2 separate regions of the Homo sapiens genome follow, and region 1 is linked to region 2. Evidence: chromatin loops called from intact Hi-C (ENCODE). Cell type or tissue: ascending aorta. All regions are shown on one strand. Each heading gives the region's core, and the rest is flanking DNA. Links, peaks and the distances in the headings are about the cores only.

The links. Peaks named below come from ENCODE experiments on the same cell type or tissue, not always from the same donor. Only the 100,000 strongest peaks of a DNase experiment are listed, where the experiment ranks them.
Region 1: it touches region 2 in a loop (9-fold over the local background); 8 of 110 quality-filtered maps call a loop at or near these places.

The regions. Positions count from the first base shown.
Region 1 is chr2:210,247,808-210,257,707 of GRCh38, forward strand. No RefSeq gene overlaps it. Among named protein-coding and RNA genes, the nearest start is that of ACADL, 27 kb to the left of the region's middle. In ascending aorta, for the core only: a CTCF peak has its summit at 1,038 (motif pointing right); no DNase peak of the experiment used is centred there; H3K27ac peaks cover 1,699 bases.
Region 2 is chr2:211,152,294-211,162,193 of GRCh38, forward strand. No RefSeq gene overlaps it. Among named protein-coding and RNA genes, the nearest start is that of CPS1-IT1, 540 kb to the left of the region's middle. In ascending aorta, for the core only: a CTCF peak has its summit at 5,765 (motif pointing left); a DNase peak (open chromatin) is centred at 5,758.

The sequences.
Region 1 (9,900 bases), core at 1,018-9,017, 900 kb before region 2:
ATTTTTATGCTTGAAACATTCTATTAAAGAGAGAATAATTTTACATACAAAAATAGATTATATAGGGATATCTAGTGGGGACTAAGGCAAACTGAGAATCCATGCCCCATCCAAAGAGGACAAAGTCTACTCAGCGCCAGCCCATTTGTTACCATTTAGCAGTGCTCATCCAGTTGCAGATCTTTCCATTTTTCAAGCATAATAAAAAACTAGGATTGTTATATAAATACCTTAATATTTGAAAGTTTGTAAGTAATTGAAAAGAAATCCACAATGCAGATTGAACAAAGTGGGATTTAGCTAGCTTCAGTTAGTGGGTTACCAGTTTGCTGCTTCCTCTTTTATAGATATGTCAACTCTAAGGCATTAAAAGTTCAGGATAATTTCATCTGATTTCGTATTTGTCCTGTTCTACAGATATATTTGGGTTTATTAAATTGTATCAATGCTATAGTGTTTTAATGAACAATATTCTCCAACTTGTATGCAGGTGACTACAAAGTTTCAATGATGTCGGACATTAAATTCAAAGGGAACAATGGCAGGGCATAAGAGTAGAAGGGTGTAGACAAGGGCTGGATATTGTATTCTTGTATTACTTCACATGACTGTTCAAAGAGTCATATATTCTGAAAGAAGTGCTTCATATAACTTTAAGGAATATACACATATATACACACATATATATATATTTATTTGTGTAATGATAAACTCTGGCTGCCATATGTCTGTGGAACATCTGGATGACTTTGAATAAATGTTTTACTTTCCTTAAGGCTCTAGGTTTTCCCTGTGGAATGAGCCACATCTTGGCTCTCCTCCCACAGGCACTCAGCTCAATCCTAGATTCATTAATATTTGTTTAATTAATACATGAATTAACAAATGAGTAAATTATATATAAAGCAAAGAGCTTAGTCCAAAGGTATGCAAAGTTCACATTCTGTGATACATAATGCTATGAAAATATTTCTTCCCTATCTGTACAACCAGATCAACATTTATAAAATGCATTTTATAATAAAACCAGAAGATGGCAATAGAGTAACATAAATCTAAACACTACAGGCACTTCATAGTTTTATACAGCCTTTGTCCTTCAATATACTTGTATTGACTACTCTAACCCTTTGTCTCCAATTCCTATAAATACCTTACTATGAAAGTGGGCTGAAACATACACTTTCCTTAAAAAAAAAAAAATCAATAACAAAAACCCACATAGTAAAAGCATTCTCTTGCTGTGTGCAAAAGAATAGCAGGAGACTTTCTCACACAGGTAAGTTCTCAATTTAAGAAGTTTGTGAGAACACAAAATGAAGACTATCCAGAGAAATTGCCACACCCCAGATTAATTAAGATACATGTAATTGCTTTCAGCTCTAATTTCCGATATATAATATAACACAGTGGTTAAGTACTTGAGCTTATGCTGAAAGATTTGTTTATTTATTTGAGACAGCGTTTCACACTTGTTGCCCAGGCTGGAGTGCAATGGCGTGATCTCGTCTCACTGCAACCTCCGCCTCCCGGGTGCAGGCGATTCTCCTGCCTCCACCTCCCAAGTAGCTGGGACTACATACATATGCCACCATATATATGTTTTTTTTTCTTTTCTTTTCTTTCTTTCTTTTTTTTTTTTTTTTTGAGACTGATCTCACTCTGTCACCCAGGCTGGAGTGCAGTGGCACGATCTCGGCTCACTGCAAGCTCCGCCTCCCGGGTTCACACCATTCTCCTGCCTCGGCCTCCCGAGCAGCTGGGACTACAGGCACCTGCCACCACGCCCGGCTAATTTTTTGTATTTTTAGTAGAGACGGGGTTTCATCTTGTTAGCCAGGATGGTCTCGATCTCCTGACCTCGTGATCCACCTGCCTCAGGCTCCCAAAGTGCTGGGATTATAGGCGTGAGCCACCGTACCTGGCCTAATTTTGTATTTTTAATAGAGATGGGGTTTCACCATGTTAGTCAGGCTGGTCTCGAACTCCTGACCTCAGGTGTTCCACCACCTTGGGCTCCCAAAGTGCTGGGATTACAGGCATGAGCCACCGTGCCCAGCGTTTGCTGAAAAGATTTGGGTTTAATTCTGGTTTTTCCATTTACAGGCTCTGTGACCGTGGGCAAGTTTTTCTGACAATTTCCCCTTCTGTAAACTAGGATAATAATAATAGCTGTTATCTTGTGGTGACATGATAAGGATTAAATGAAATGACACATTTAGCTCAGTGTCTGACAAGTAATAGGAAGCTAAAAAATGTTAGCTATTATCCTTGACACTAAATTTGGATGAAAGAAAGTTGTTTTGTATTAATTTCGAAGGAAGGCTAAACATTGAGTGGTTTCAGAATAATTTTTGAAGTTTGTAAAGTAAATAATTGAAGCAAAGTAAAAGAGAACAATTTCCAGGAGCAGGTTGCAAGTTTCTATTCACTGTGGATGTTAACCAAGTACTACTTTTATATAAGAGCTAAGCAGACTGGTGTTTCATTTAGTTTCCCTTTCTTTGCCAAAGATTATTATTATCCTTAACACTCTGCATTCAATCTCCCCTAATCAGTTTATTAAGTAAATACAGGCCCAGTTCCATTTATTGATGATGTGGTTGGAGACTTAGCAGAACTATGTGAAGTGATCTTATTTGTGACTGCGATGGTGTTAAAAATATCAATAAACGGAGATCTTTCTATTGCTCAACCTGAGATATCCGGTATTCAATAGTAACATGGTTGTTATGCTTATGAAATTTTGCATTTTAACTTGCATAAAATAAAAACTGCATTCAGATGAGTAAAGGGGTTCCAATCTCTAACTTGAGAGAGAAATGTCATTAAGGATAACTTACCTTCTCAGAAGTCTGTGAGCTTGTAGAGAAAAACCAGCACCATAATTGACAACTTCTTTTATACCAGCTGAAGCAGACATGAGAGTCAGTGAAGTATAGTACACAGAATGATCACATTCACTGCCTTAGTAGACGTGACATTTCCTGGTCTACTGTCATTTTTTTCTCTTTGAAATCTAGACAGTATGAGTAATTGATGCTAAGTACTTGCATTTGAATACTAAAGTTCTACCAAGCCAGCACTTCTTATCTCTGGCTGCATATTAGTAACACCCAAGAGTTTTACAAATGTCAAAGCCAAGGGTCTCATTCCAGAGCTCTTAAATCAGAATTTCTGGAGGAAGGAACATAAATTATTTTTAAAAAATGTTTCCTAGGTATAGGCTGGGCACAGTGGCTCATGACTGTAATCCCAGAACTTTGGGAAGCTGAGATGGGCAGATCACTTGAGGTCAGGAGTTCGAGACCAGCCAGCCTGGCCAACATGGCAAAACCCTGTCTCTACTTAAAAAAAAAAAAAAAAAGAAAATTAGCCGGGCATGGTGGCACATGCCTGTAATCCCAGCTACTTGGGAGAATGAAGCAGGAGAATCGCTTGAACCGGGGAGGCAGACATTGCAGTGAGCTGAGATCATGCTACCGCACTCCAGCCTGGACCACGGAGAGAGACTCCATCACAAAAAGAAAAGTTTCCTAGGTGATTTTAATATTCTCCTCAGCTTCCCTTCCACACCTTTCAGAAGACAACCCCCTACTTTAGCAAATCAACTTCATCTAATGGGATTGCCTTAGTTTTCTACCGCTGTATTTCCTAATGAGCCTTTACTTTACAGATCCAGTTCTCTCTACTTGTCTCGAAGGCTGAAATGTCTTCACCACCACACTCCCCTACCCAAGGCTTTCTCCTCCACCTTAAACATACCTACCTCTTTCAGGATTGTGTTCCTTCAATTATCCTCTCTCATTTTGAGTTTTCAGTTCAGGCTTAACAAACTATTGAATGCCTCATAAGTGCCAGATGCGAGGACTACAAAAGAGAATGAGATAGTCAAGGAGGAGTCAAGAAAGGGACACAGAAATACAGACCTAATTATACTGTGTTATGATTTGGGCAACAAAGGAAACATGTAAAGAACATAGAAGTAGCAAAAAGGAAGGCGATTGCCAAATCTTTCTGTACCTAATTCCTTTTATACTGGAAAAAAAAATTAGTTTTGTTTATCCCAAATGGCAATAACCTTCCTTTGATTCTTAAATTAATTGTCCTATTTCCCATTTTTGCATTCATTTCCAAATTTCTTCAAAGGGTGACTTATATTTCATGCCTTCAGTTTCCCACACATTTCTTAACCTTCTCCATTCTGACATCTGTTTGTTCTGCTAATATTTTCTGGTGCTCACCTTTTTTGAAAATCTCATCAAATTATCACTTTCATCTAGAAAAGCAATATAAGTATGGATTTAGTATCTTGAAAATGAAAACAGTATCTTATTTTTTTTTAAATCCGCAGTGCTAAGTATGTTTTTAAAACCTCTAATGTTAGATTGATGCTTCTAATACGCTTAGATGTTAGATCACTTCAGTTTAACAATCTCCTAACTTTCAGTCTGTATTTCTAGTGGTCTGCTGATTATCTCTTCATGCTCTCAAAAATTAATTTTGTCCTAAACTATTTTTTCATTTATTCTCCTGAATTAATCCATTCATGTTTTCAACAAATATTGGCCGAATGACCACCAGCCACCAGGCACCACGCTAGTCACTAGGAATTCATTGGCAAATAAAGATGACGTAGTCCCCTTTTTCATAAAGATTACCCTCTAAGGAGGTTCTTGATTTATTATAGTATCACTACATTTTAGATATTTAGGCCTAAAATTTTAAAATAATAACTGACTTCTCATTCATTCAACAAATCCTTTATAGTTTATCTTCTCAATGGCTCAATACAGCTGAATCATTGTGATATTCTTCCAGAGCTCTTAAATCAGAATTTCTGGAGGAAGGAACATAAATTATTTTAAAAAAAATGTTTCCTAGGTGTAGGCTGGGCACAGTGGCTCAATTCAGTTCCTCTTCAATTTCTTAATTTTCTAAAAATATTCTTAGAGCCTCACTTTGAGCTCTTTACTTTTCTGTTCAAATAACTTCAGTAGTTTCATTTCACTTCTCTGTTTAAACACTTTCAAAGGGTTCAAAACCCATAGGCTGAAACTCAGGGTCCTTTTCAATCAGGCCCTACCACATTTGTCTGAAGTCTCTGTGCTGTTCTCTTACATGTACATTTCCACTCTGACCATACTAGTCTCCTTGTGGCTCCCTGAGCACACATTTCACATTCTTGTCTCTGGGTCTTTCTCTCGGCCTGGTTCTTAAGATAGCCCCCTCCTCTCCTTTTCTTATTCATTGGAACCCAAGCCACCCTTATCAGTTCAGCTCAAATTCTTCCTCCATTTTTCACCCCCCTTTCTCCTCACTCTGCATACTCTTCTTTACCTGGGAATTGCTATAAGGATTTGTTGTTGCATTGGCTTGTTTGTTTGTTTTATTCCTAAGAGCTTTGTGATAATCTATTGCCTCTATCACTGTATGGTAGACTTACGTGACAGCAATCTCTTAATTAAGCATACCCTGAGAATGACCCTGTGTAACAGACACACCTGAAAGCAATAACTTAACTGAAGAAATAAGTGTTGCCACGTGGAAGTTGCTGGCTGGTGGGGGCGGTTGCTAACCGAAAGTGCTGTATAAACTGCATGCTTTTTTGCAAGCAGTGACCGGTTCTCCTGTTCAGACTGCTACCACTGGACTGCCCTGGTATGTGAGTTCTCTCAAATGAAACCCCATGTCTTATTTGCTGTATGTGGGTCTCTTCTTCGGCCTTTTAAACCTGGTGCCATCCCTGCTGAGGTTAATAGGGGTCCAGCATGACAATAACATACAATTTGCATTCATTTTTCTAGTAGAAATATTACTAATAAACAAGACCAGTAGCTCCAATTCAAGCTACTTTTTCTATAGGACGTGTCATTTTTTGGCCCAAGCTCACCAAGTTATACTACTAGGTGTTTCTATGCTCTTTTATGAGCGGAATAAAGAACATACTTATTAAGCAACTGAGAACTTAGTATATGTGTTATTTTATTCTTAACACAATCAGAAAGAATTGTATTGTGGGCTTATATTTTATGTTAGTCAGCTAATGGTATTTTAGATTACTTATTCCCATTTGAAATTAGTAGACATTAAGAAATCAGTATTACATTGAAATATTCAGGAATAAGAGGGCATGATGTCTGCAACGTACTCCCTTGTATAAGCGTGTGTTTTGGGCTGGTACGGATTCCAAAGAAAGAAGCAGTAAATGCCAGGGTGATCAGGCCAAAGCATTTATTAGGGGAAGTTACTTACAGAGTGCTGCAGCAATCCTCATGACAGAGAAAAGAGGTGTTCTTGCTAAGTGTGTCGCCAGTGAGGGGGTCAGGGTATGAAGTTTGTTTAAGATTTTAAGGAATTTGGCTCAGGGCAGGGACAGTTTGCTTCAGTGTTTTGGGCAATGTCTTAGATACCTGGGAATGTTTAGGCCCCAGTTTTGGTTCAAGCCTGCTGGGAAAGGCCTGCAGCTGGCTGGGTCACAGAGTGGTCAAGGCACTTCATGATTTTTGGTCAGAATACAGAAAGACAGTTGGGGGAGAACTGGGGACCCTACAACATGAGAGAGGACAATAGAGCAAATGTGGAAACATTGTACTTGTCTTGTATCATATAAAAATGGTTGTGAATCTAGTGAAAGATACATGGAAGTTCTTTGTACTACTTAACAATTTTTCTGTGAGCCAGAAATTGTTTCATAAAAATATTGTTTTAAAAATCTGAGATGTAAATATCTTTAGTTCTATTTGGGTTGAGGGTAATACCAAAATAAGTTTCCTTGAATATCAATAAATGTAATTTTAAAGGTTTTAAATGCTCAAAATTAAGAAACTATTTAAAACTCTTTCCATTAAAAACCTAACTCAAAAGAACAACAAAACATCTGTTTTCATTTTTAAAGATAATTAGTATAACTATATTTTGTATCAGAAATATTTTCCAAGAATTCTTATTGAGTACCTACTTTGTGTGAGGAACTGTTCAAGGTGCTGTATACAAAGACTCTGCTCTTATGCAGCTTACATTCTGCTGGTGGTGGTAGTAGTGGTGAAGATATTAAATAAACAAATAATGGCATATCTGAAAGCGATAAAGTCTAAAAAGATATAAATGAAGCAGAATGAGATGAATAGCTGGTTAGGGTCAATGATAAGTTACATCTAGAGATTCAGGAAGTGAGGGAGGGAGCCAAGAGGGTAACTTGGAGGAGCTGTCCAGGCAGGAAAATAACAGGGTTAAAGGCCTTGTGTACTCACCATGCTCAAGAAGCAGCGAGACTAGAGTAGCAAGAAGAGAATGTAAAAGAGGGAGAATAATGGATGAAATGAGAGATGTAGTGAGAGCTAGATAATGTAAGACCTTGTAGAACATTATAAGGTCTTTGGCTTTTACCCTGAGTGAGCAGAAAATGCACTGAGGGTTTTGATCAGGGGAGTGAGATAATCTGATTTAATTTTAAAAGGATAATTGTGGCTGTGTTGTGGAGGATGGACTGTAAGACAGATGATGATAGAAGTAGGAAGATGAATCTAAAGGCTGTTGCTATAATCCAACTGAGTTATGGTAGCTTGAGAACCAGAGTGCTGGTAGTAGAGGAAGATGCAGAATGGTCAAAACTTGCACCTATTCTGCAGCTAGAGTTGAAGGATTTGTTAATAGATTGGAAGTGAGGAGTGAGAGAAATTGATGAATCAGGAATTATTTCAAGGTTTTTCACTAAGAGGAGAAAAACTATATGAAGAGGAGGCTTTGGAAGGGCAAACTGGCATTTCATTTTTGGATATCTCATGCTTGAGATAACTATGAAACATCCAAAAGAAGAGGTTGACCAGACACTCTGTTGTATGAGTCTGGAGTTCAGGGAGATAGCTAGGCTACAGAATTAATTTGAGAGTTGTCAGCATATAAATGGTACCTGAAGTTATGAGACTGAATGGGATCCCCTAGGAAGTGAGTGAAGAGAAAACCAGATAGTTGAAGTTAGGAAAACAAAAGAACTTTCAGGAGACAGGAGGACAACCAGGAAAGCATAGGGATCTGAAGACAGTACTTCAAGGAGAAGGGAGTGATCAATTTTGTCAAATGCAACTGACAGGTCAATTAAGTTTAGGTCTGAGAATTCAATTAAAAAATGGGAGTACATTATTGCTTTGATCAGAGCAGTTTTGATGGAGTGGTGGGCATAAAACCCTAGCAGATTCAAAAAGAGGAATTGAAGACAATAAGTAGAGATGTTTTCAAGGAGTGTTACTGTAAGGGAGAGCAGAGAATAGGGGTAAGAGATAGAGGGGAAAGTGGAATTAAGGTTTCTTAAAACATGGGTGATATTACAAGTATGTATATTGATGGAAATGATTGAATAGAGGGACAAGTAACAATTCCTTGGAGGGATGAGGGGGACAGAATTCCAGAAGTTATGTTCTTGAGAAAGCAGAAGATGGACAAGTGAACTGGGTGGTCACAGTCAGCTATTCCATAGTAACTGGAGGAAATGCAGACCGTATGGGTAGAGATGCATGTAGGTGGGTAGAGAGGTGGAGAGAGCTTATGGCGGCTCTTCTAGTTTCTTCTCTCAGTAAAATAGGAAGCAAGACATTTTTGCTTGCAGAGAAAACAGTTCTCAGGGAAAGGCTATATTTTAGTTAAAGTAAGATGAAATGAACTTAAGAAATTGAGAGTGCACTTTTATTTCTTCTCTCTATCTTTAACTATTCAGGGCATTTTCCTTTAAGAGATTAACAGTTGTCTATTCTGCCATAAACTAATTTAAGAATATTGCTGCCCATCATGACTACATTAACTGGAGATGAAATACTTATAATTTCTATTTTCCTTATGAAGCATATTTTTGGTAATAATTTTATTAGAATGCTCGAATGAAGTATAATCTAAGATATATTGGACCAATTAATCTAGAAGAATGATGGAAGAACAAGATCTTTTTTTGTGGTTAGTCATATGTTCTGAACATAATTATCTGATCAAAGAAACAGTATTAAGGCAGGAATAGTTTCTTTTGCTGTTCAGAAGCTCTTCAGTTAAATTAGATCCTGTTTGTCAATTTTGGCTTTTGTTGCCACTGCTTTTGGTGTTTTAGACATGAAGTCCTTGCCCATCCTATGTCCTGAATGGTATTGCCTAGGTTTTCTTCTAGGGTTTTTATGGTTTTAGGTCTAACATGTAAGTCTTTAATCCATCTTGAATTAATTTTTGTATAAGGTGTAAGGAAGGGATCCAGTTTCAGCTTTCTACATATGGCTAGCCAGTTTTCCCAGCACCATTTATTATATAGGGAATCCTTTCCCCATTTCTTGTTTTTGTCAGGTTTGTCAAAGATCAGATAGTTATAGATATGTGGCATTATTTCTGAGGGCTCTGTTCTGTTCCATTGGTCTAGATCTCTGTTTTGGTACTGGTACCATGCTGTTTTGGTTACTGTAGTCTTGTAGTATAGTTTGAAGTCAGGTAGCATGGTGCCTCCAGCTTTGTTCTTTTGGCTTAGGATTGACTTGGCAATGCGGGCTCTTTTTTGGTTCCATGTGAACTTTAGTTTTTTCCAATTCTGTGAAGAAAGTCATTGGTAGCTTGATGGGGATGGCATTGAATCTATAAATTACCTTGGGCAGTATGGCCATTTTCACAATATTGATTCTTCCTACCCATGAGCATGGAATGTTCTTCCATTTGTTTGTATCCTCTTTTATTTCATTGAGCAGTGGTTTGTAGTTCTCCTTGAAGAGGTCTTTCACATCCCTTGTAAGTTGGATTCCTAGGTATTTTATTCTCTTTGAAGCAATTGTGAATGGGAGTTCACTCATGATTTGGCTTTCTCATCTGACAAAGTAGATGCAATCTACTCATCTGACAAAGGGCTAATATCCAGAATCTACAATGAACTCAAAC
Region 2 (9,900 bases), core at 943-8,942:
ATTTGCACACAAGTGTTATATTGAATGGTGTTCTTTGGAATAACACTTGTGAGGAAGTGAGGGAAGCAGGATTAGAAAGAGGAACAAATGAAACTGTTAAATAGTGTCAACCGAGAACTCAGCTGATCACACTGGGACTTTGGAGCTTGTATTTCTCTCTCTCTCTCTCTCCCTCTCTCTCACTCTCTCTCTCTCTCTCTCTCTCACACACACACACACACACACAAATGCAAACATATTTATTTTCTTAAACTTACTTTCTTGTATTTAAAAAAACCATAAGATTCAGAGTCATATTGACTTGCTATTACATGTCTGTCTTTGTCCAAGTTATTCAAAGGAGACTCTCTCTGAGTCTATATTTTGTATTTGAAAATTGAAGAGATAGTATATCTCTCATGGAGTAGTTGTCAGAAATTGGTGAGATAATGTAAAACATTTGCCTAGAGTGGGACCTCGTATATAATAATTACTCCTAAAAATATTATGATTTTTCCCACTCTTTCCTCATTTTGCTCTTCTCATGCCTAGAGGTTATTTCCTGTCTACAGTTATTTCTATGCTAGTTTTGATAAAGAATATATATTTGATTTGACAGCTATCAAGTTATGTAGCTTTTATTAGTAATATCAGCGGCAATTTGAATTAGGTTTTTTGAAAAACCCTAGTCAATAGCTAATCTTGGAAGGTGCATAATTATAACACTTATATATCATTTGATGAAAAGACAGGTATGCACCTTAATTCTTAAATGAGTAACTGGGAAGTAAACAACCATATCTCAAATGTACTAAAAATTACAATATAGAATGACTATTGCTTTTATGCCCAGCAAACAGTCCTCAATTCTTATTATTTCTGAAGCATTTTTCCTATGACAAATCTATTTTGTGCAATTTGAGAGGGCTGCCTCACAGCCTTCTCTCCCCCTCTAATCCCTCCACAACCGTAGATGTGTAACCCAGGGACAGCCAGTCGGAAACTTCTTTCCCAAGTGATTGGTTGAGGGACGGTCCATAGCAGGACAAATTAGAGCTTCCTCTAAGATTTATGGTGCTGAAAGAGAAAATGTATCTTATTCTTGGCTCACAAAGCAATAGAAATATAGACTTGAGGCTATCAGAGACCTTCTTTTCTGCCATGCAGAATAAGCCTATGCAAAGAGGAAATCTATTCAAAGAGAAAAGCATCCATTCCGGAGATGGAAAAAGGCTCTGAAAACAATATTCAACATTAAGTTATGACCTACCAGATCCATCTTTGGACTTTTCAGTCATACAAGCTAAATTCTTCTCCCTTTTAAAAATTATTATTTTTTTAATTGACAAATAATAATTGTATATGTTTATGGGGTACGTAGTGATGTTTTGATACATATAATGTATAATGATTAGGTCAGGGTAATTAGTATGTCTATCTCAAACATTTATTATTCCTTGGTGTTAGAAATGTTCAGTAGCCTCCTTTTAGTAATTTTAAACTAATACATTAGTGTTCTGTAGGCATCTTACAGTGGTACAGGACACTATAACTTATTCCTCCTGTCTGGATGTAAGAACCATTTTAAGTTAGACTTCTGTTACTTTCAACCAACCAAGTCATAATAAAAAACATACAAACTATTATTTAAATGTTTTCGAAGCATTGACTATATTGGAGAACTTAATTTCTGATTATAAATCATCTGTGTTGTATCTTCATTGCCTAGAATTACTCCTAGCATAACATAGGCATTCAGTAAGCATTAGCGGAATTACATAATTCACAAACCAAAAATTGACTTTGAAATGTGTCGCATAATAGTGCTAATGGAAGAGAAAGTTGAGTGTGTGTGTGTGTGTGTATATGTGTATTCATTGGGAGCAAAAGTACAGTAAGGTATAACCATTGTTCCTCTTTTTTAAAGTCCATAACTACTTTCTATTTCCTGAAGCAATTTAAATTTTTAAATTTTAAAGAAATGAAAATGTTTAGGATATGATTACTTAGTTTCATTTCTGGCTCTGCCAATGTTTTTGATAAATAATAATATCTCAAATCTCAGTTTCCATACTTTACCAAGAATAGTTATTTCTGATACTCTTGCCTGAACTATGCATTTCAGGTTAAATTTAAATAATTTCTGTGCTTTTATAACATAATTTTCAATTCTAAATTTTTAATTCAAAAATAATTTTTGGAAATTAAAAGTTACATAATACTTGGGGGAATAGTGTGGATGACCAGGAGGAATAAGTGAGAAGCATACTAGCTAGCATCTCTAGAGGCATTAGCAAGGCACTTGAATGAAAGTAGCAGTTACTCTGTAGAATATCTTCATACAAACAACAATTTCTTTTATTTATTCTATCTTTTTTTTTTTTTTTTTTTTTGAGACGGAGTCTTGCTCTGTCGCCCAAACTGGAGTGCAGTGGCGCGGTCTCGACTCACTGCAACCTCCGCCTCCAGGGCTCAAGCAATTCTCCTGCCTCAGCCTCCCAAGTAGCTGGGACTACAGGCACAGATCGCCACGCCCGGCTAATTTTTTGTATTTTAGTAGAGATGGGGTTTCTGTGTTGCCCAGGCTGGTCGCCAACTCCTGAGCTCAGACAATCCGCCCACCTCGGCCTCCTGTGTTGCATATCTGTAAAGTGAAGATTTAGTCACTCAAAGATATGTTGTTAGTCATTTAATATAATTACACATTGAAAATATAAATTATTTCAAAAGCAGCCTAATGCTTTTAAAGGCTAAGTAAATGTTTTGAGAAATATTCAGATGAGTCCCACTTGAAAAACTGTATTTATTATACTCACTCCAAAACAACATATGCTTTTAAATAACTTGTTTATTAGGAAAAACAAATGATGACTCTCCAGCTCATTCAGAACACTTTTAGGAAAACTGACAGTAATTTGATAAAGAGAGCCCTTGCCACACACTGACCTGGGAATGGAATTGAAAATTGGAATGGGATTTGCAGACTTGGCAATTGTGATTCCATGCACCACCGATAGGTTTTGCATCCATCCCATTTTTCCTTGGTCTTTTCTTTTTCTTTCATAATTTTTGGTCCCTGAAAAGATCTTTTATTTTCAAATAATAAAGAATGGTGGCTATAATAGCACCTACAATTTTCAGATTCATCTTAGATCCTCTCATTAATTTTTTTTATTTATTTGACCTTAAGCACAAATAAATATTTTCCGAGAAGATTTTCTTCTCTTAAGCAGAAATCATGAGAGCTGCTTGAATGTATTGAGGCGACCTACACTGAGGTGATTCTATCCAAATGCAATTGTTGTTTAGTAATCATTTAAAATTTAGTTTTGAATTACTATAAGAATTTGGGCTTATGTTATTAAAAGCTAAGTGATGGTATGATAATTTGATAATATCTGAATTAAAACTTAATTCTTATGCATATATCAAACGTGCTAACATAATTTATTTATAGTTCATAGTTCATTGATCGTTCATAGGTGAGAACAGGAAGAGTTTCCATCAAATACATAAAGAATTAACATGATTATTTAGGTAATTTAAGAAATGGGGCCGGGTGCCGTGGCTCACGCCTGTAATCCCAGCACTTTGGGAGGCAGAGGCCGGCAGATCACGAGGTCAGGAGATCGAGAGCATCCTGGCTATGGCTGACATGGTGAAACCCTGTCTCTACTAAAAATACAAAAAAAAAAAAAAAAAAAAAAAAAAAAAAAAAAAACCAGGCATGGTGGCAGGCGCCTGTAGTCCCAGCTACTCAAGAGGCTGAGGCAGGAGAATGGCGTGAACCCAGAAGGCGGAGCTTGCAGTGAGCCGAGATCGCGCCACTGCACTCCAGTCTGGTCAACAGAGCGAGACTCCGTCTCAAAAAACAAACAAAAAAAAGGAAACGAATCCTGATTATTTTTAACATCTCTGCCAGAAGACGGCCAGAAATTAAGAATTTGTTTGTTTCTTTCTGGCTTACTTCTACTAATTAATTCATCCTACAAACCCAATTTAGTAGTCAGAAAAGCAGGGCCTGCCCCCAAAGTGGAATATGTATTCTATTTTCACCTAGGATAATGTCCAATGTGTGATATTTGTATTCTTTAGAAATCCAGCAAAATAATATAGGCTAATGATATTTTACCCAAGAACTTTGTCTTCCTTTATCAAAATAAAGCACTTGAATCAATATTTATCTCAATATGTGATTCCATATCTCACTCAGTAATTTTGTATTGCTTTTTAAGTTTTCAGTTGAAATCATCACTAAAATGTAGCAATGATATAGTAATGATATCATGGGTTTCTTTTTCCATAGAAGCAATTGTTTTTAGTTGCTGATTATATCAAAATCTCATTTTTGAATGCCAGTAGCACTAATTAATAACATGGTAAACTTAATAAAAATTTAACTGCATTACTCAGTAGGAATAACTGAATCCATTATGCCTTTAGAAATAATATATTTAGGTAAGCAAGCATGCATTCGATTCCAGAGTTGGGTGAATTAGTTTTAATATGGATTGCTGCAATGTAACTCCTTTAGGAAGTTTCTGATCATTGTCTTACATATGATTACTAAGAAACATATAATAATTTCTTAACCTGAATAATGTAGTGTTTCTGTTTCTTCATAAATTTTGGGTTTGAAAGATATTAGTTATGAAACATTACAATAGATAGTGTGTAGCAGTTTAAAAATTATACCTTGATTACATGTGTGGGACACTATTTTGTTTGTTATATTTGCAATAAACATATGTCTGGAAGCACGCAAGGATGACTTCAAATAATCTCACCGCTCTCATGAACAACTGATTATTGTGGAAATACTTGTCCTTCTGAGTTTAGGCCACTGAGTATCTTTCTCTACATCCATGAGAAGTGTGTCCAGCACCACCTTTCATGCCCAACTAAAAGTCACAATGGATGATTTCAATATTTGTTCTAGACAAATTGCATTTAATCAATGTGTACTTCACTCTTTTCCTTCATTTCCTTTTTTGTGGAATCTGATGCCCAATATTATTAACCTAATTTATCAACTGGCTACTTTCTAGGCTTTGGGATCTGGCTCTGTTTCTTAACTTCTGTACTTATCTAAGCCCTGTATCATTGAGTCTTTGGAAATGATGCCCTTGTTTGGAATAACTTTAGGACCCAGAGATGACTCATCTGAACTGAGGTTTAAGAAAAACTGAAAATATAAAAGGACAATAATCTTGACCAGGACTACTAAAACAGAAATATTAACCTAGATACACATTGCTTAAGTTGTATCAAAATATTAAGAACAAATTGGTAGTTACTTCTAGAACTACACTCTAGTTATATGTATATATTTTAAAAACAGAGTACTATGTTTATATTTTATCATAGTTAATAAATTATATATAGTAACCATAGAGTATAAGCTTAATATTTTCACCTAAATTTTAGTTTTGCTTAAAGAGTCACTGGTTATAAAGGTCACATTTTGTTATTTCAAAGGAGAGTTACTAGAACAGGAAGTTACAACAAACATTTGCCTTGGTGATTCCATTTTCTTCATCAGAAAATACAAATTAAGTATATTTCTTAACTATCTTAAAAATAAAGATCCTGAATAAAAATTATATTGTGTATTGGGATGAGCAAAATGCAAAGGAGATTTAAACCCCTAAAGTTCCAACATGTGGAAAAGAGTACATTGTTACAGCTTCCTTTCAAAGACTTGGTAATTTCTAGTGAAGGTACCACACACTTCTAAGGCTAATACTGAAGCAGTACATTCTCTATCGCCCCCTGGCGGCAACTACTTTGATTGACAGTACCTCTGTCATGGAGGCTATTAAACCTTTCGGATGTCACTCCTATCATCCAAAAAGTCCACTTCTTGGTCCGTGTTCTCTTACATGTATATTTAGGAACATATATTCAAGGATGCTCATTGCAATAATTATAATGTCAGAAATCACCATTGAGGGCAATTTATAAACATCAGTAGACATAAGAAAAAAGAAAGATTTTGATGGGGGCAATTATGTTGCATACATTTTGATTGGAAACTGGAACATTAGTTATAAAGTTCTGCTATCAAGAACTACTAGAAATGAAGGATGCCTGGCTGGCCCGCTGCTTCAGGGAAGGCTTTACACATGGTGTTGTTACAATCTGATCTCCAGCCTTTAGGTATGGAACCTGAGGACCTCAAGCTGTCAGCCCTCTTAGATGTGATTTTGCTCAGAAGAACTGATTCTCAGTGGCTAATATCACAAAAGAAAGGGATAGATAAACAAGAATGCTGATTTATATACTCACAATGACAGAGACATCTAACTGGATAACTAGCACCTGCCATTTCCCCAGATTCTCCCTCCTTAAGCAAATCAACCTAAGGCAACCAAATAAGAGATTAGAAGGTTAGTCTGTGTGCACTGGGTTAGAACAAAGGGTCATATATTTAGAGATATTTCAATATATGACTCAGAACTAGTTGAGCTTACTTTTTCCTGCTTAAAAGATATTGTCACCCAAGTAATTGATAATAGTTTTTAAAGTTAGCCATCTTTTCCCTTTTCTGAACTAAAGAAATATTTTCGTATTGTATTTGTTTTTTAAAAACAACAAAATACAAAGCCATGCAGATAACTTCTCTCCTTCTCTTACTACTTAAAGTTACTGTATATTTATATACGTGATATATGTGAAATTATTCAGCTTTTTCTTTAGCACGGGGTGGGGGGATACCGTTGGCTTCAGGATATACTCTCAACAATTTGACTATGCTTTGGAGTGCTCTGTAGGCCCATTCAAGCTTCATTTAAAAACTTATATTCCCAGCCATAATAGACTTTGACAAGACAAAAACACCTGTTCTGACTTTCAAAAAATATGCCATTCAGGGAAAAGAAGAGTAAGCACGCAACATTTCTAATTTCCAATCGTAATTGAGATAGGCATTAATATACAATGGTATAGTAAAATCAAAGAGAAGAAAGCAAAACTCCAAAATAGCTGATCTTTGGAAAAAGATTTCTGGAGAATAAAGAATTTGAATTGATCTGAAGAAAGAGTAGGAATAAGTTCTTTGACTGCCAAAAGAAATGTACAGTTAAGATAATGTACAAGCGTACACCTTCCTGATTTATGAGAAACTCTGGTTTTCTTGATTAGAACTTAGAAACAGCCTACTCTTGGTAGCCTCTCAATTCTAAACCTTTTAAGCAAACCCCGTTTGTTGAGATGATGAATGCCGTCTTTCATATTCACTAATTTTAATATCAGAGAAGAATTTTTTTCAGCTTCATGGAACAATTTTGAAGATTTACCTGATTTGGAGTTTTAGTCTATAGTGGAATCATCATAACTAGAACAGCCCATATCTGAATCTCACTGGTTAATTGGGGATTTGATATAATTTGAATTCTTAGTTTATTGCCCTATCAAAGCAAATCCTGTATAGTTGGTAACATTGGCCTTCAGGCTATGAAAACTAGAAAAAACCATCATTGATTTATTCAGTGTTGAGTGTGCATATTTGAAATTTTAATAAAAGTGCCACGTTTCTACTGTTTCAAAATCCTTCATTACTAGGGTCAGGGTATTACTAATTTTATGCTTTCTAACATTTTAATGTTGAGCCATGCACAGTATCTCCCTTTCCTTTATTTTCAGTTGCCAACTGCATCAACAAAGACTACTTTTATCATTAGCCTTTTCCCCAAAGTGATTGAATGCAGCTTCTAGAAAAAGCATAAATCCTCGTGATGAAAAGACGTCGTGCAACTGAGCCTATACCATTCTGCCATATTCTAAATAATACTAATATCAGAAATTGGTGATAATAAGAATTATAGTCCTTTAGCAAGAAGGGCCTCCCTAAACCAAATATTGCATTGGCCAGGTCACAAAAAAATGGGAAGTGGTGTAACAGATTCAGGTCAGCATTCTGTGAAAAGTGCTTGCCACCAACGTTTTGCATAAAATTTTTAGAAAACTTGGTGTCACAATAACAGTTTGACTTAAGGACTGTTTCTGTGCCATCGTTTATAACGTATAACTCGTATATGACCTTTTGAAAACATTTTTATTTTTGTCACCAATATATTGTAAGTATAATCCAAAGACTTTAAATAATCTTCAGATATATACTTCATAGCATTACATTGTATAAAACACTATAATTTATTTAATAACTCTATTTATATATGTATTTAGATTATTTTCCAGTTAGACTATTACAATAATTAAAACTACAAATCCACAGCTTTAAATAAATTCTTGATTGTTTCTCCAAGAAAAAAAAAAACTTAGAAGCTGAGTTATTAGATTAGGGGTTTAAGCATATGGAAGATTCTTGATATAACTTGTCAAATTGACCTCCCGAAAGTCTGTACTAGTTTCCACTGCAGTGGCTTTGAATGAATTAAAAAACATACAAATAAAATGTGTCTCATTCTGGCCTCATTGAAAATAGGTGTTGGGTTCTCCATTAAATCTTATTCTCTCAGCTCTCAAAAACCATAACGCAGCTAACTTTAATTGGAACTGGTGTTATGTGGTTCAGCCAATAAGCAAACGTCTTGCTTTATTATTTAGATTTTAAGCCTGTTTGGGCTATGTTATCCTTGGGAGAGCAAAAGTAACTTTTATTTTGTTTCTGATTACACATTTAAATCCTGTATTTTCACCTGGCTTGCTGAAATGGTCTGATTTAAAAAATAAATGAGTAGCCCTTCAGGGTTTCTATAAAAAAAAATGCAGCAAAATAATTTAAGTTCTTTGTATTTATACCAAACAAAATATATATAATGGTATTATTTATGGCCTATTTTACTTTTGAAACATTTTGATAAATAGGATACTAATAGAATGAACTGGGGTATATGGTCATAGAACCTGAACATTTATTTTAGCATTTATGTTTGCATTAGCGACAAGAACTAATTTTCTAAATCCTCAACTGTGACGATTAACTCGTGATGTTAGGTAGTTCCAATCAGGCTTCTCTATCTTAAATGATTTCAAAGTGTTCTTTCTGTGGATTTTGGAGGCTTTATCAGAAACAGACATAGAAAAACCTGCTAATTATTTCTGACCCTGACAAGAGTGAGTTTGTTTTCTTGAGCACAATTAGAGATGATGTGTGTGACTAAGGAAGAGGTGCGATTTCCCCGTAACAAGCTGACCTTTAAAAGGAAAGTACAAAAACTTAAGTCATAAAATGAACGAAAACAACACATATAAACTTCTAGACATTCTTTCAAAACCACAGTCTATTTTTATTCTCAGAATTTCATGGGAACCTCTTTCAAATTTCCACACATAATTTGCAAATGTTTTATATCCTAGTGGGCGGTATATTTGTTTAGAGGTCCGGCTTTAATTTAGAGGTCAGGCTTCATATTTATTTATTTAGAGGTCAGGCTTTATATCCTAGTGGGCAGTATGTTTATTTAGAGGTCAGTATAAATTTTTATACTTGGTTTGTATTGATTTATATTATTGGCTCTTCATTTTTTTGTGTTAAAATTATTCAGAGTTAGTTTTCATCAATATGAATTTAAACACGATCAAATAAGTCAACAAGCCATATATATATATATATATATAATATTCTTGATTTTTCACTACTTTAGCTATTGCTTACTATAATATAAACAGCATGAATACAATAGCTGTAAAATCAATCATTATTCTTTCTTAATAATAAGTAAAATGAAGCTTAGATTGTTTAAAATTTGGCTCCAAACATACATGCAGTAAATGATAGACATGAGATTAACTTCTACGTCTATATTCTGTAAAGTCTTAACTCTTAACTACAAAAAATATTATATAAAACATAAAAATTGCTTCATGGGCTGACAACACTAACAGATCTGTAGATTTTCCAAATGACAATATGTGAAAAAAACAAAACAAAAACAAGAAGGATCAATCACATTAGCA